Linked DNA regions of Homo sapiens: region 2 is linked to region 1. Evidence: chromatin contacts called from ENCODE Hi-C or POLR2A ChIA-PET data. All regions are on one chromosome and are shown on one strand. The core of a region is the stretch at or near the end of the contact, and the rest is flanking DNA. Distances in the headings are between cores, read along the strand shown. Region 1 has its middle 12 kb from the start of ITGB6. Region 2 has its middle 69 kb from the start of TANK-AS1.

Region 1 (7,248 bases), core at 3,445-5,944:
AAAAATAATGTTTTAAAATTCCTAAAATAAACTACATACAATTAGAAAGAAAGCCAATTAGACTGAAACATGGTTATCAAATTATTGAAAAACAAATTTACATTATAGTAACACATGTACCTCTTTATTAACACTTTAAATAAAAAGGTCACTGGCAGAGCTAATGAACACTGTGATTTTGACACAGTGCTAAGCGTTGACAACATTTTGAGATATCTGCAACAACTGTAAAGTGATGTGAAAAATATGTGTAATTCCTGTTGGTGAGAGTTCCAAGTACTGCTAATATTACAGTGGTTTGTTGTCTACATTTGTAACGGAAGAAAATGTTTAATTTCACTCTGGGCTTACTGCAAATGAAGATGCAATTTTTTCCCCCTTCCAAAATCAAAGACTCCTCAAGTTCTATCAGCAGATAAACCCAGGTCTTTAAAATGGGTGTATTAAAGGTTTTTTTCTAGGTAACACATAAACCATCAACACTCACTGGAAACCACACGGACAGCTCCTCAGGAGGTGTGGGGTGCCCCACTGCTTGCCCATGGTGCTTGCTGGCCACCATAAGTGGCTCCTGGCATCATGCCTTACTAAAGTGGATGCTCAGTGCATCTACTCAACAACGGTGTGAAGAAGGGAATGGAGAGACAATGAGTGGGTTGGACTTGGCTCACCCTTCCTGCTCTAACATTTGGACACTCTGTGACAAATGCAGAAGGAATTCACTGAAGCCAGCTCAGAGTCCTGTACTGCCAGGCGTGACTGCAGAACACAGCCCAGGCAAGGGATGGAGCAGTAATGCACCGTGGGGTGGGTGGGGGTCCATGCTCAGCCCCAAGATGGAATTCTGTCCCTTCAATAAAGATCTGGAGCAGAAAAGGAGCATGCAGCACCCAGCAACCACAGAGGGTGACCACAGAGCTGAGCAACAGCTGAAGCTGTCCAGCTGCTTTTCTGTGGCAAGTCTACCCACATCCGCAACAGACAAGGGATTCATTCATCAAGACCCTGGCTTCATGAGAAGATCATATGTCAGTGTGTGTTTCTGACAAGTGTTGTTAGCTGAAAGTGTGGACCGAAGGTGCCCCCCAGCTCACCACTACCTAGGCCACCAAGAAAAGGGAAAAAAGAGGCTGAATTCACACAGCCTTGTGAAGTTCCTGGCAGGACCAAGTGTTAGAAACTTAGAAACTACAAACTGTAATATAAAGCAATTATTAAAATGAATAATAGTCGTATAAACTGGGCATGGATGAACGAATTTATTGCATTTTGGAAACTTTTGCATCAGGAGGACTCATATTGTAGAAAAGAGTAATCATAAAAATGGCTGTCATTTTAAAAAACATGCCTACTGTTGCAAGTACCACATGTAATTCTATTTAATTTTATCCTCACAACAACCCTTTGAGCACTTCTAGCCCCTGTAGTGGATTGAATGACGACTGCATCCAAAATATAGGTTCACCTTCCCAGAACCTGTGGATGGAATCTTATTTGAAGAAGCGTCTTTGTAGATGTAATTAAGTAAAGGATCTTGAGATGAGATAATCCCAGATTTTTTGGGTAGGTCCTAAATCCGAAGACAAGTGTCCTTATAAGAAGAGGAAAAGACACAGAGAAGGAGAACGCCAGAGGAGAAGATGTGAAGACGAGGCATCGAAATGATGCATCTACGAGTCTAGGGATGCCAATAAGTGCCGGCAGCCCCCGGAAGCTAGGGAGGGGGAGGGAACCCCTTCTCCCTCAGAGCCTCCAGACAGCTTGCTTTCAGGCTTCTGGTTCCCTGAACCGTGTGTCAGAAAATTGATTTATGTTGTTTTAGGCCACCCAACGCTCTGAGAATCGGAGCTGTTGTTCTAGTTCTAGTACTGAAAACTGCCCATGTGACTCTGGCCAGTCCCTGACTACCAGCGGAGCCCCCTGGGTAAGGTGTGCACACTACCCTGCTGCTCTGCTGCCTGGACAAATCAGTCATTCAAGTTGAATAACACTATTAAGGTAACGATAGTTTAGTATTAAGGTTAACCACCTGCCTACCATCAGACTGCCTGGATTTGAGGCCAACTTTTCCGCTTAGTGCCTATGAGACTGCGACCAAGTTATTTAACCTGAGTCATTTTCTTTTTCTTCTGTAAAATGGGGAGAATTCAAGAGGAGCCTTGAGCAGAAAAAAAGACATTTGGTAAAAACTAAGGAAGTCTGAAAAAAAGTATGGACTTTAGATAATAATAATGTATTAATATTTGTTTATTAATTGTAACAAATGGGCTAGGTGCGGTGACTCTCACCTGTAATCCCAGCACTCTGGGAGGCCAAGGCAGGCAGATCACCTGAGGTCAGAAGTTCGAGACCAGCCTTGCCAATATGGTGAAACCCCGCCCCTACTAAAAATACAAAAATTAGCCAGGTGTGGTGGCACATGCCTGTAATCCCAGCTACTCGGGAGGCTGAGGCAGGAGAATCACTTGAATCCAGGAGGCAGAGGTTGCAGTGAGCCAAGACGGCACTCCAGCCTGGGCGACAGAGTGAGACTCTGTCTCAAAAAAAAATTGTAACAAATGTACCATACTCACATAAGATATTAATAATAGGGACGGCTGGCTATGGGATATATAGAAATTGTACTAATCTAAAACTCTTCTAAAATATTAAATTACATATTATTATTTAAATGGGGAAAATATCAGTACCTCACCTCACATTGTGATAAAGATTTATAACAGTGTTTGGCATATTATAAGAGACATTGTTCGCTATTATTGTTTTAGGGCTGTTATCAGGAACAAGGAATTCGTACTTGCAATGTTCCATGAAACAGGCTAAATCATTTTTTTAAGTGAGATGATGTGACATATTTAGAGTAAGGTTGTCTGAAAATGTTATTATAACTGTAATTTTGACTCATTCCAAAGCTAAGTAAAGCCAATGTAGTAACTAAACTTTGTTTCATGCCTCAGTGTTTCTTGGTTTTTAGATCTTTTCAAACTGTGACTCTGACTACTACTGTAATTGCATGTAGCTCATGCAAACAAGATCTACCTTGTTTATCTGAGAAAAATGGAAAAAAAGAGAAAGACTCACAAATTGCAAATATATCTCCTTTTTGTTTCCTATCTGCTACTGGATTCCATTTTTAAAACACCTACATCATATTTTACTTTTTCCTTAGAAAACCAAGCAGAATGAATTGCAGTGACTCTTATATACTATTTTGACCCCAGGAGGTGGACAAATGACCATATATATACATATACATTCATTCAGATTACTGCAACAATGAAAGAAGCACACTCTTGATAAAACTGGTCATTTTAAGAATGACGGTGTCAACAGAAGAGAGCCAAACTCATTCAGATTGCTCCCACCTTGCCTGATGCCTGCATCATAAGAAAGCAGCAGAAAATCCAAGTTTGGAAAAAATGCTGCACACTTTCTCACCTGAAGAGATGCTTCCTACCTTAGGAAGAGAATGCTGTTTCCTTAACGGAGCTACTCTTCTGGACCTTCTGCAAGTAAGATGGGTAGATGGACAGACAGGCAGATGACAGCTTGAGGACAGGCTATTGTACCAAAAAGAAAGAGACCAAGGGCAGATGCAAGCAGCAACTGGGATCCTCTGCCCAGAAGATACAGGAAAACAATAGATAGCCGTATTCGAAATTCATTTCGCAAAGAAAACCAGTCTACGTCATTCAGTAATAAAACTGTAGTATCTGGGCTATAGTCACTAGGTTAACTATACTAGGTTATAAGGCTGGGTCTGAGTCCAGAAATTTATAATGAGCCATCACTATTGCAAGTGTTTTATCTGAACTATTATCAAAATGGACCTCCTCTCTGGGCTTTCCTGGGAAAATGAATCGTCTCCTGGAAAACCCATCTTGAAAGATCTTTGAATTGCAGAATGCACAAAAAAGGCAGCAGTAAACACATGAATTCACACCCGCCTTTTCCTAAGAAATCTGACTACAATATTATCATAGGATAATGAAAATAGTTTTTTGTTTAATTGTTAAACAAAAGTAAACAATTTTCTTCCCTGTGGGGCTTCTTGAAGTGTTTAATAGGTTATAATGCACATTGTGAGTTTCTGATGGAAGATTTAATAGTCTATATTAAATAAACTGCAGGAGCATTTCATTATCAGGGCAAGGATTAACAGCTCACTTCAGATCACATTTTAGGAAGCTGTGCTCCTCCTCCAGCAACATTCATAAAAATAAATCCTTCTGTTGGTTAACGTTTAAATCCTGTCTTCCTAATCTTTGGTTGCCTAATAGGGCCTAAACAATTTCAAGACCAATCTATACCATGCCACAAATGTCCAATAATCAATCCACCAAGGTCTGGACTGAGACCAGGGCTGACAACTGCCTTTTCCATGCTGCTGAGCCTTACTCTATTGGTGTCCAAGATAACTTAATTTCATCAACGCATAGGGAATGTTTGCCCCTCCCCCAATATTTGCAACTAACAGCAATTGTCTTTTATCAAAAAACTTTCCTATTTGTGTTTTGATTGAAACTTTAAAACATCGAACTCCTTGATATAAAGAAAATGATTCATTTCCTTCCTTTAATAAATGTTGAAACTACTGTGAGCCTCTCGCTTCATCATGCCTCGGTTGTTACACCCTCAACCGCTAGGGGGTGCCAGGAAAGGGCCCTGGGCTCAGGAGCAGCAAAGTTCCAGCCAGAGTAGTCAGGACGCAACAGAGATTGCAGCCCAGGCAGGTGGTTTTCATACTTCCCCAAACAAGCCTCACACCTGACTGCTCACCGGAGCCGCTTTTTGTCTGGAAGTAATTATGCCCAACAATATATAGATTCGTTACGTCTGTTGTGGTGTAAAAATCTGACACACCGTCTTTAATTAGAGGCCAGCTGAATTTGCTTTAAAGGCTTTTCTTCTTTCTCCACTTCCAAGTCTTGAGACATCACCAGGTTAATGCCATTTTGATTAGCTTGTTAGAATAATTTATTGTTTAGCCTTTTTAACGATTAGGGTGTTCACCTCATACCCAATCCTTTACTCTATTTGATTCCCTGAAAACTTACTGACAGGATTCACTGAGTATGCATCTGAAACAATCAGAAAATTCCATAAAATGGCAGTTAAAAGTAATAAATCCTCCACGGACCCACCCAAGGATGTGCCTCAAACATGATCACTGGCTGAGGCAAGAGGATCACTTGAGATCTAGAGTTTTAGGCCAGCCTGGGCAACAAAGTAAGACCTCCATCTTTATAAAAAATTTTTTTAATTAGTTTGGCATGGTGGCATGTGCCCAGCTACTTAGGAGACTGAGGTGGGAGGATCGCTTGAGCCCCAAAGTTTAAGGCTGTAGTGAGGCTAGGATTATGCCACTGCACTCTAGCCCAGTGATAGAGTGAGGCCTTGTCTAAAAAAACAACAATAAAAAGATAATAATTACTGGCCACCATTTCTCCCAGCTTTTTAAAGGATTAGAACTTTCCCTATTGTTGCAGCTGAATAAATTGCATCTTTAAGGTCAAAAGAAGTTTGAAGTCCTTCCACTTTCCAAGGAGTTTTTAAAAGAAAATATACCCATCTCTTCTGCCTTCTTAAGAGGAGTATTTTTTTATTCTGTTAGGGGAGACTTTTGTTACTGAAACTAACCCCAATTAGTCTATCAGCACAGCTAGAGAGAACTAGAGGACCACAGGGATTTTCCAGGTTTTCTTTTGCAACCAAAAAGTCATGGGGAATTCCAGAACAGAAGATGCTGGCTAATCAGACCTCCACTGGACTGAAGGAATGTTAACACAGCATACAAACAGTCTCCATACAGCACTGGCCTGCATAGTTCAGACCTTTCTGGTTCTACCATGGAATGCTTTTTGCAGAGTTATGACTCCTCATGACCCTCCAAGTTGTTAGAGCAGATTAGAGCTCCCGATGACTCTGCTGATGAGCAGATGGTATTCTCTCTCTGAAACAGCTGGAGAACCCTGGTGGTGATGGTGGGGTTATTGATTCAGGGCCTCAATAACTGCTAGAGTCATCGTTGATCCCTTGATTTCTCTCCCTCCCTATGAGGAATCTGTTTGTAAATCATGTCTATCTTGGAAATATATCCAGAATCCAAACACTTCTCACTTCCTCCTTTACTCCCACCATAGACCAAGCTGTCATAATCTCTGCTGAAACAGCCTGCAATAAGGCCCCCCAGCTTCCATCCTTATCGTCTTATAGTCTGTGCATACTTGCCACCTTATAAGCTACATCATGTCCAACCAAAACTCCATAAAAGCTTCCCTTCTCACTCAGAATACAAATCTGGAGCCCTGACCATCGCCCCCCCGAACCCACCCCTCCTTCATGAGCTGCCCTCTTCCCTTTGCCTGTCTGGCTCATCTCCTCTGGACTCCTTGAGTTCACCTACTCACTCTGCTTCAGCCTCGCTCGCCACCTTGCTTGTCCACAAACCATCCCGTACCAGGACCTTGCACTTGCTCTTCCCACAGGCAGGACTGCTTGTCCTCCAGAGAGCCCTGCGATGCCCTCCCTCCTTTCCCCAAGGCTATGCCTAAACACCACCTGAGCAGAGAGGCTTTGCTGGCCACCCCACCTTGGCCACTCTCTGACCCCTTGCCATCCTTTATTTTTCTCAGCATTTGTTACCATCTGACATCTTTATTTGTTCGTGTGTTTCTTGTCTGTCTCTCCCACTGGAATGTAAGCTCCATGAGGCAGAGACCCTGTCGGTTTTAATCAACACTGTGCTCTCAGAACAGTGCCTGGTCCATTGTGGGGTCTCCACAGGCGGCTGCTGAAGCAATAAATGAGTAAATGAAAAAAGAAGGCTCAGCAGCTCTGCAAGCTGTGAATGAGTGAACCACTCGGCAATCAGTGTTTGTTCATGTGACGTCTTGCTATTTGTTTCACAGATAGGAAAAAGGGGCCTAACGAGTCTAGTTCTCAGAGTCAATTCAGAATAAATTCACATCCAATGGTATTTTTCTGGAAAATCTCGTCTTTGGATTTATTCCACAAACTAAAAGACAGAAAGAGTTCAATTCTTTTAGACTTCAATATAATTTCTGAACCCTGACTGCATGGGCCTCTGGAGCAGGCCTAACTCACAGGACAGGCTCCCTGTAGCTGGCAGTGTGACTGCCAGGCTCCAGAGTAGGGTGGGGTGTGGGTGGTAACTGTGAAGTGCCGGGGCTGCCTGTGGCTCAGAGGCCGGAGTTCATCCTGAGTCATCTCCCGACCACAGGAAAT
Region 2 (7,248 bases), core at 3,517-6,016, 880 kb before region 1:
ACTAGTTAGCAGCTGATTACAGCTTCCATTCTTAAGTTGAACAGATGAGTTACTTAAAATGGTTGCGTTGGGGGGCAGGTTGAAGAATTTTGTGTCGTTCATCATCTTACTGAGAGTCATAAATAAACAGGCTTACATTCTATTTTAAAACAAAGAAAACAGAGGGCTCTGACAGAAGTACACTGTAATTGTGACCATGTGTGAAACCCAAATATAGGCCATAACAATATTTCTACCTGTCCCTGCAGGAACTAAGACATTTGGTGAACTACTTTCTAAAATTTCAAATAAATTATAAAAATTCAGCAAATATAAGAAAACAAAAAAAAGTTACATGGAGTCTTATCTTCCAAAGATAACTGCTGATAACATTTTAGAGTATTTATTTCCAGTCTTTAAAAAAATTAATAATGTTTCAACTTACCTGGTTATGAAAGAAATAGATGATCACTGCACAAAGTTTAGGTAATTCAGAAAGTGTAGAGGAAACAGTCTTTACAAACCGTATTAACTTAGAGATAGCCACAGTATTTCCTTCCTGCATTAAAAAAAAAAAAATCTGTCCAAATGAGATGTGACAGACTACTGGTTGTCCCCAAAATTCATTCTGCTTTTCTTCCTGGACACATGGCAATTCAACTGAAAACTAAATTTCCCAGGTTCCCTTGAGGTTTGCTGTGGTTACGTGACAAAGTTCTCACCAATGAAACATAAACAGAAGTCATGTGTACAATTTCTGCCCATTTTCTGTAAGGTGATTGTCCTGGCCTGTTCCTCTGTTTCCTTCCCACCCACAGGGCCTGATTCTTTGGACGGGAGCAGGAGTTCCAGGCTGATCACAGGGGTAAGGTATGATAGCACATACCCTTACCCCAGTCTGGGATTTGCCTATATTTTTCATCTTAGAGAACCCATGTACCTTTTGGGGACTTCCAAAGGGATACTCAAGCAGAAGGAAGTTCGAGTTTGTAACCTTTTAGTTAACAGCTAATGATACAATGATCCCTTGGATTTAGTGGCCTTCCTTACAAACAAGCCAATGGGACCTAGGGGAAATTTGAATTTGTATGTTGGTATTTTTAATATTCTATACATTTATAAATACTCTGTAAATATTTAAATAAATACCATACATTTATTTTGGCACATATTCCTATATCATTAACTGTTCTTTGAAAACATGATCTTCAATAGTTGTATAATTACATGGATAAATTATTTTTTATTGGACATTTAAATTGTTTTCAGTTTTTATTAGAATTGATATATGTATGTATATATTACTTTGACTTACTAATTTTGTACTTTGGATAAAATGCTGAAAGTAAAATTAATGGGTCATAGGTCGTGTACATTTTAAAGACTGTTGGCATATTTTGGGCTTAATAAACTGTCACCATAACTGTGAGGTACCAGGGATGTATCTGTAAGTCTCTTTCCCAAAGACAAATTACACATATGACAGCAATGGAAGGAATCACAGAATGCTTACAAAAGGATCATGAAAAGTCCCTCATTATCAAGAAATTATGCTGGTTAACTCTCTAATGATTCTGTTAGAGAATAGAGAGAAAGTTGATTTTTAGTGCATTGAATAAGTCAAGAAATTTGAGATTGGATATTACCGTGCATCTTGGTGTTATTATTATTTTTTTAGAGATGGAGGTGTCACTGTGTTTCCCAGGCTGGAATGCAGTGGTGCAATCATAGCTCATTGCACTCTAGAACTAACTCCTGGGCTCAACCGATCCCCCTGCCTTAGCTCCCCAGTGACTGGGACTACAGATGTGAACCACCACACCCAGGTATCTTGGCTTAAATAATGTGAGACCTCTGCAATCTCCTGATTTCTGCTTCAGAGAAGGTGACTAAAGGGGATGGAATCTTTCTCCATTTGAAGCAGTTTCCCACTTGCTACCTTAAAGCTTGCTGTATCCTGGGAGCAAATGCTTCCTCAAGTAGGAAGAGTAAACCAAGAACGTCAGTCCAGAAGATCATAGACAGCAAAGAATCTCATCTTTGACAGAGGTCTGGAACTTAATGAGGTTTCATTGGAATACTGCTTAGCACTATCTGTGTTGGGAAATTAAGGCAGAATAGAAGCATTTAGCTTAAAACTTCTGTTTCACTGTGATGACAAAACTGAAGTAAAACAGCTCAGTATGGGGGAGGCAATCCTGGTTCGTTGTGATAGCTCCTAACAACATTAGTGACTCTTGAAGGCTTAAATTTCACATACAAAATCTATAGTATGGAGAAGCCATTACTGCCTCCATCACATAAATGTGCTACTTGCTCCAATTCTGAATTTTTTTTCATAGCACTTTCATTTAAAATAGTTAAAAACTGGAATGAAGCCAAATGTTCATCAGCAGGTGAATGAGTAAACATATGGTGGTATATTCATACAAAGGAATACTACTCAGCAATAAAAATAGGAACATATTTCTGTTATGTGCAATATCATGTCTTAAATTTTATACAAATGAAATAATACAAGGTGTACTCTGGTTTCTTTTGCTCAGCATAATGATTTTGAGCCCCATCCAGCTAGAGTCCATTTGCAATAGTTCACACCAGCTGATTGCACATATCTCTTTCCAACTCTGCATTTAGTGACATCACAGTAGCAGTTTGAAATAAAGCATGATGGGAGTATTTGTATCATGGAAATTGGCAAATGCTACATAAACCTGGACTTTAATAAAATTACTGTGAACATTTTTGCACAAAAACAGCTATGGACGTTCTTGCAGAAGTCTTTTTTTGTGGACATGTATTTTCATTTTGCTTGGGCAAATACTTAGGAGAGGAATTACTGGGCCATAATGTAGATATATATTTTACTTGACAAAAAAACTATACCTCATTTTTGAGGCATTAGGTATTCAAACTGGAAAAAGAAATGTGGAACCAGGATGTCCAGCATCCTTTCCTTAGACTCTTGTTTCAATGCTACTAGTATCCCACTCCACCACCACTCCTCCAGATTAGAAGAGAGAAACTCATGTGCTATGGTCTGAATGTTTATGTCCCTTCAAAATTTATACATTGAAACCTAATCCCCAAGTGACAATATTAAGAGGTGGGACCTTTGGGAAGTGATCAGGTCCTAAGGATACAGCCCTCATAATAGGATTAGTGGCCTTATAAAAGGGGCCCCAGAGAATTGCCTTGCTCTTCCTCCATGTGAGGATGAATCAAGAAGGTGCCATCTTTGAGGAACAGCCCTCACCAGACACTGAACCTGTTGGTGCCTTAATCTTGGGCTTCCATCCTCCAGGACTGGGAGGAATAAATATTTGTTGTTTATAAGCCACCTAGTATTTTGTTACAGCATCCTGAACAGACTATGACACTATGACAGCTTGTGCATTTAATCATTAGTTAATTAGTTCATTCAACAATACTTATTGAACATCTACTATGTGCCAGGCACTGTGGTATGCACAGGAAATACAGTGGTAAATAGCACAAGTAAGCACAACTTACAGTCTCGTGAATATCCAGCCTCTTTTGGACCTCTTCATTTCTGCCACATTTTTCATATGTAGAAGGGACAATTATAGAGCCACTCTCTTAGTCACCAGGATGGAGAGTTTCATGGAGAGTGACACCTTGGTTCCACATTTCTTTTTTGTTTGAATACCTAATGCCTCAAAAGTGATGTATAATTTCTTGTCAATCCGACCACAAAATCCAGGCAGATTTGAGGCTTGTCATGAATGATAAGTTGAACTTGTTTAAGGTCACTTTTGCTTTGTTTTACTATCTAACCAGAGAATAGAGGTGTGCCTGAAGCTTGGGGGTGTCACCGTCTGGGCAGAGTAAGGACCCCACAAGGTCAAAGTAGCCCAGAGCTGTGAATTATCTGTCCTAACGTCAGATAGCATTGAGGGATGGCCTTATGGCAGCCTTTAAGGCTTCACTCTATTGTCATAGAAAACTGAGTCTTGTTCTGCCACAGTTATCTACTTCTGTGTTTTTTGTTTGTTTGTTTGTTTGTTTTTACTGTGTCACTGAGCCCACCAAAATTTTTAGTGCCGGAGACCCCGTATGCTCATGTTGAATTTGCCAACATAATGACAGTATTTGTTCTTTCCAACACTCACCATCTGGGAAGGAGAGAGCTTAGTGAGTGTTATGTCCTCTCTCTGGGCAGAGGTAAATAAATGATAAGAAAATATCCCCCAAATAATTATGCTGCTGTTGGAAAATGATCATCTCCATTTTAAAGACAAAGAAACTGAGGCTGGGACTTATATGTGCTATGTAACTAATAGGATTTGAACTATGTGGTTCCAAAGTTGTACATCTTCCTGAGTCCTTGGTAGATAAATTATGGAGATCTAAGGTGATTGGGAGAGCTCTCTGTCTCCTGGGGTACCCCATGGCTAAATGTCAAGTGTTTGCCCCTTTGGAGTTCTTGTAATGTTGGACTAAAATGACTAGAGGTGGAGTTGGCTCCCAAACGTTTTGACCTCATCAAAGGGCCATTTGCTAAAGGCTAGCCTATCTCTTCCTTATTTTAGTTCTGTCAAGAAAACAGAGGCAAAATTGACTTGCCTACTTTACAATGTTGCTGTGGCTGGCCCTTGTTATAGATTGCCAGTACAGATCCTAACTTGTGGGGATATCAATTTATAAATGGGTAATTAGACATCCTGCCTGAGTTCTCTTCTTGAGGAAGTTCCATGTGGATGCCTGTGTTTGAAAAGCGGGGATCCGCGGGTAGCGTGTTTGGTGTGGAGGAAGCTGTCTTGGTATGCAAGCTCTGCTTAGAGGCACCACTCACCGAGCCAGCATTTCCTGGCAATGTGTTGTTGGGTGAAAAAGCTGTATAGTTTCTTTTTTATTTTTTTCTCTTTCCTTAAAGCTTTATCTATATTCACACACCAGCTAGAGGGAAGAAAAAACCCTCAAGAGCTGAGTTCAAACACCTGCAGTTATTTTGAAGACAAATGATTGAATGAACTTAACATTTCCCCCCAGCAACAAGTGCTGGTGTGAAGATGAAACCTGGGAGAAGAGCAGCAAGTTCAAGAACCATAAAGTAAAGCAGAAAAAAACCTACTTTGGGTAGTTGTAATTACTCAGTTCAGGTTGTTATTGTATACAGCTTTAAACATTTAATATCTTGCTTTATAACCTTATAAATAAACAAGGACCCACATAAGGCTTTGGGCCAGTTTGAACCTCAAATATGAAATATGTCAATCTACACATATAATACATAACTATGAGAAAATGCCTTTTCTTGCTCTTCAACATTTTCTGTGTAGAGTCAGCTGAACATAAAAACACAGGGGATGGATTCACCACATTTATTTCCATTGCACAGAAAGTATCTTGCTTGTTTACTTAGTAGGTCTGCAGCAATTGCACATGTTCTTACCTCATTTCTTCCTTGGTAATTAGCATATTTTTTCTTAGAGGAGCATATGGCATCCTCACTTGTAAACAAACCCTGCAAACCTCTTTCCATGTTGTTGAGATCTGAACTGAGCTGTAATTTTATCAAGTCATAATCATGGAAGCTCATGGATTCCCTAAGATAATAAAATTCAGCACACAGGCATAATAGGTAAATTGTCAGGAACTGGACCAATGTGGTCTTATATTGCTAGATGATTCAGGATATATACAGTATACAGAACTAAGGGATGAAGTGAGAAGACCCAATTGCAGCAACTTTAGCCTGTAAACAAAGCTAGAGAATGAAAGACCAGACAGAAATAGAAAGCTGCTGAGTTTGAGTTACCAATCTGGGTTCAGTGACTCTCTGAGAAAACTGAAGTTGTTCTTTAAACAAAATAGATTTTTTTACTAAGATTCCTATTGTCTGAGATAGGAATAAAACATGATTTTCAACTACCTGTTTTGTCATAATGTAGTAGAAAAGGGGTGATTATATATGGTCACATTTTGGAGTCTGTTGTCTGAAATTGCACATGGAAATTTTGCTTGACAATCATTGTATTCAATATGCTTATCACAATTGCAGCACACAAATAACATTTATCTTCTTCCTAAATATGTAGGTGTAGCTGTAGTCATTCTAACTTTAAAAACAACCCGCAACATTTAAGAAATTCTGGCTTTGAATTTGGGAGGCCAGTTGTGCCGAAATCATACTGAATGTTTATAAATTGGTCATGAAAAAAATCCTAACAAGACAATTCAAGTGTGTTATTTTTCAATTGTGACACCTATCTACACCCAAGGAGAAAGGTGTAGGTGACTAAGTGGGGAGGTTAGAGTGGGTGCTTGCCTTTTTGCCCAGGAAATCATTTTAGCATTTTGAAACTGTTTTTATGGCACCTTGTGTAAGATATATAAAACAGAAAGTGTTAATTATACATATTAAAGAATAGGGGAAGGAGAGGAGCTAAAAACTGAGGGAGTTCTAGAGATTCTTCCCATTCCCCCCACCTCATAGCCATGCCTTGATGCTGCCAGGCCCTAGACTTTCCTAAATGCCTTGTAAAACCAAAACTACTCAGAAGATTCACATCAACGTACATGCATCAACCTTAGCTGACTTTAGTGTTTCAGAGGGAAGTGAGAGTTTTGGGGCCTCTGGGAATTCTGAGCTAAGTGGTTTGACAGTAGACTGAGAAAAAACAAGAGATGTTATGAGGTGCATCAGAACCCTTGGGGTAGCCTCAGGACTGTCAAGCAGGGAGTTGCGGATTCAGGTTGGGATATGACAAACACCATGCCTGATAGCCTAGGAAGAAAGTGAGAGCCAAAAGAGTTAGGTGTCTCTGGGGGGAGTCATTTCGTCAATGGTTTCTATAAGTTCTGGCTCTATATTGGTCAGATAAACACAATGAGCCCCAGTGTTGGTCAAATAAGCACAATAAGCCCAAAGGTATATTACCTGAGTTAAATCTTACATCGGTGAATCTCAGTCTTGGCTATATATTGGAATCTCCTGGGGAGCGTTAAAAAATACTGATGCCTGGTTCCTATGCTTAGAAATACTGATTTAATTGGTTAGGAATGCTGCGTAGGCTTTGGGAGTTTTAAAAGCTCTCCAGGTGATTCTAATGGACAGCCAAGGCTGTGAACCACTGCGTATGACCTAAATTGAGTCTGTTTGGGTAAATATGTTGCAATTCACCTTCTCTAAAATAGTAAAAATACTTGGTTTTAACCTTGCACTAATATTTCAAATATTTCAACAACCTTTCAAGGTTTAAGAGTTGAGTAGTATACATTTGAGATGTAGTAATATCCCAGGGT

The links. A loop is a pair of places that touch in the nucleus more often than their neighbours do. ChIA-PET counts read pairs that join two places held with the same protein, here RNA polymerase II (POLR2A). Pooled maps may share reads with other maps.
Region 2: a pooled map shows a loop between it and region 1 (2.1-fold over the local background). The contact joins two enhancer-like sites. A Hi-C loop is called at or near these places in 1 of 37 single-sample maps with no recorded cell type and 5 of 50 pooled maps. POLR2A ChIA-PET finds 5 or more read pairs at or near these places in 1 of 52 experiments (activated T-cell).

Annotation. Positions count from the first base shown.
Region 1 is chr2:160,208,246-160,215,493 of GRCh38, reverse strand. No RefSeq gene overlaps it. Among named protein-coding and RNA genes, the nearest start is that of ITGB6, 12 kb to the right of the region's middle. RefSeq lists enhancers at 4,926-4,975, 5,626-5,695, 5,836-5,925. Within about 2 kb of position 4,694, at least 7 of the 41 ENCODE cell types and tissues checked have a DNase peak (open chromatin) inside an H3K27ac peak, as active enhancers do.
Region 2 is chr2:161,088,154-161,095,401 of GRCh38, reverse strand. No RefSeq gene overlaps it. Among named protein-coding and RNA genes, the nearest start is that of TANK-AS1, 69 kb to the left of the region's middle. RefSeq lists an enhancer at 4,476-4,605. Within about 2 kb of position 4,766, at least 3 of the 41 ENCODE cell types and tissues checked have a DNase peak (open chromatin) inside an H3K27ac peak, as active enhancers do.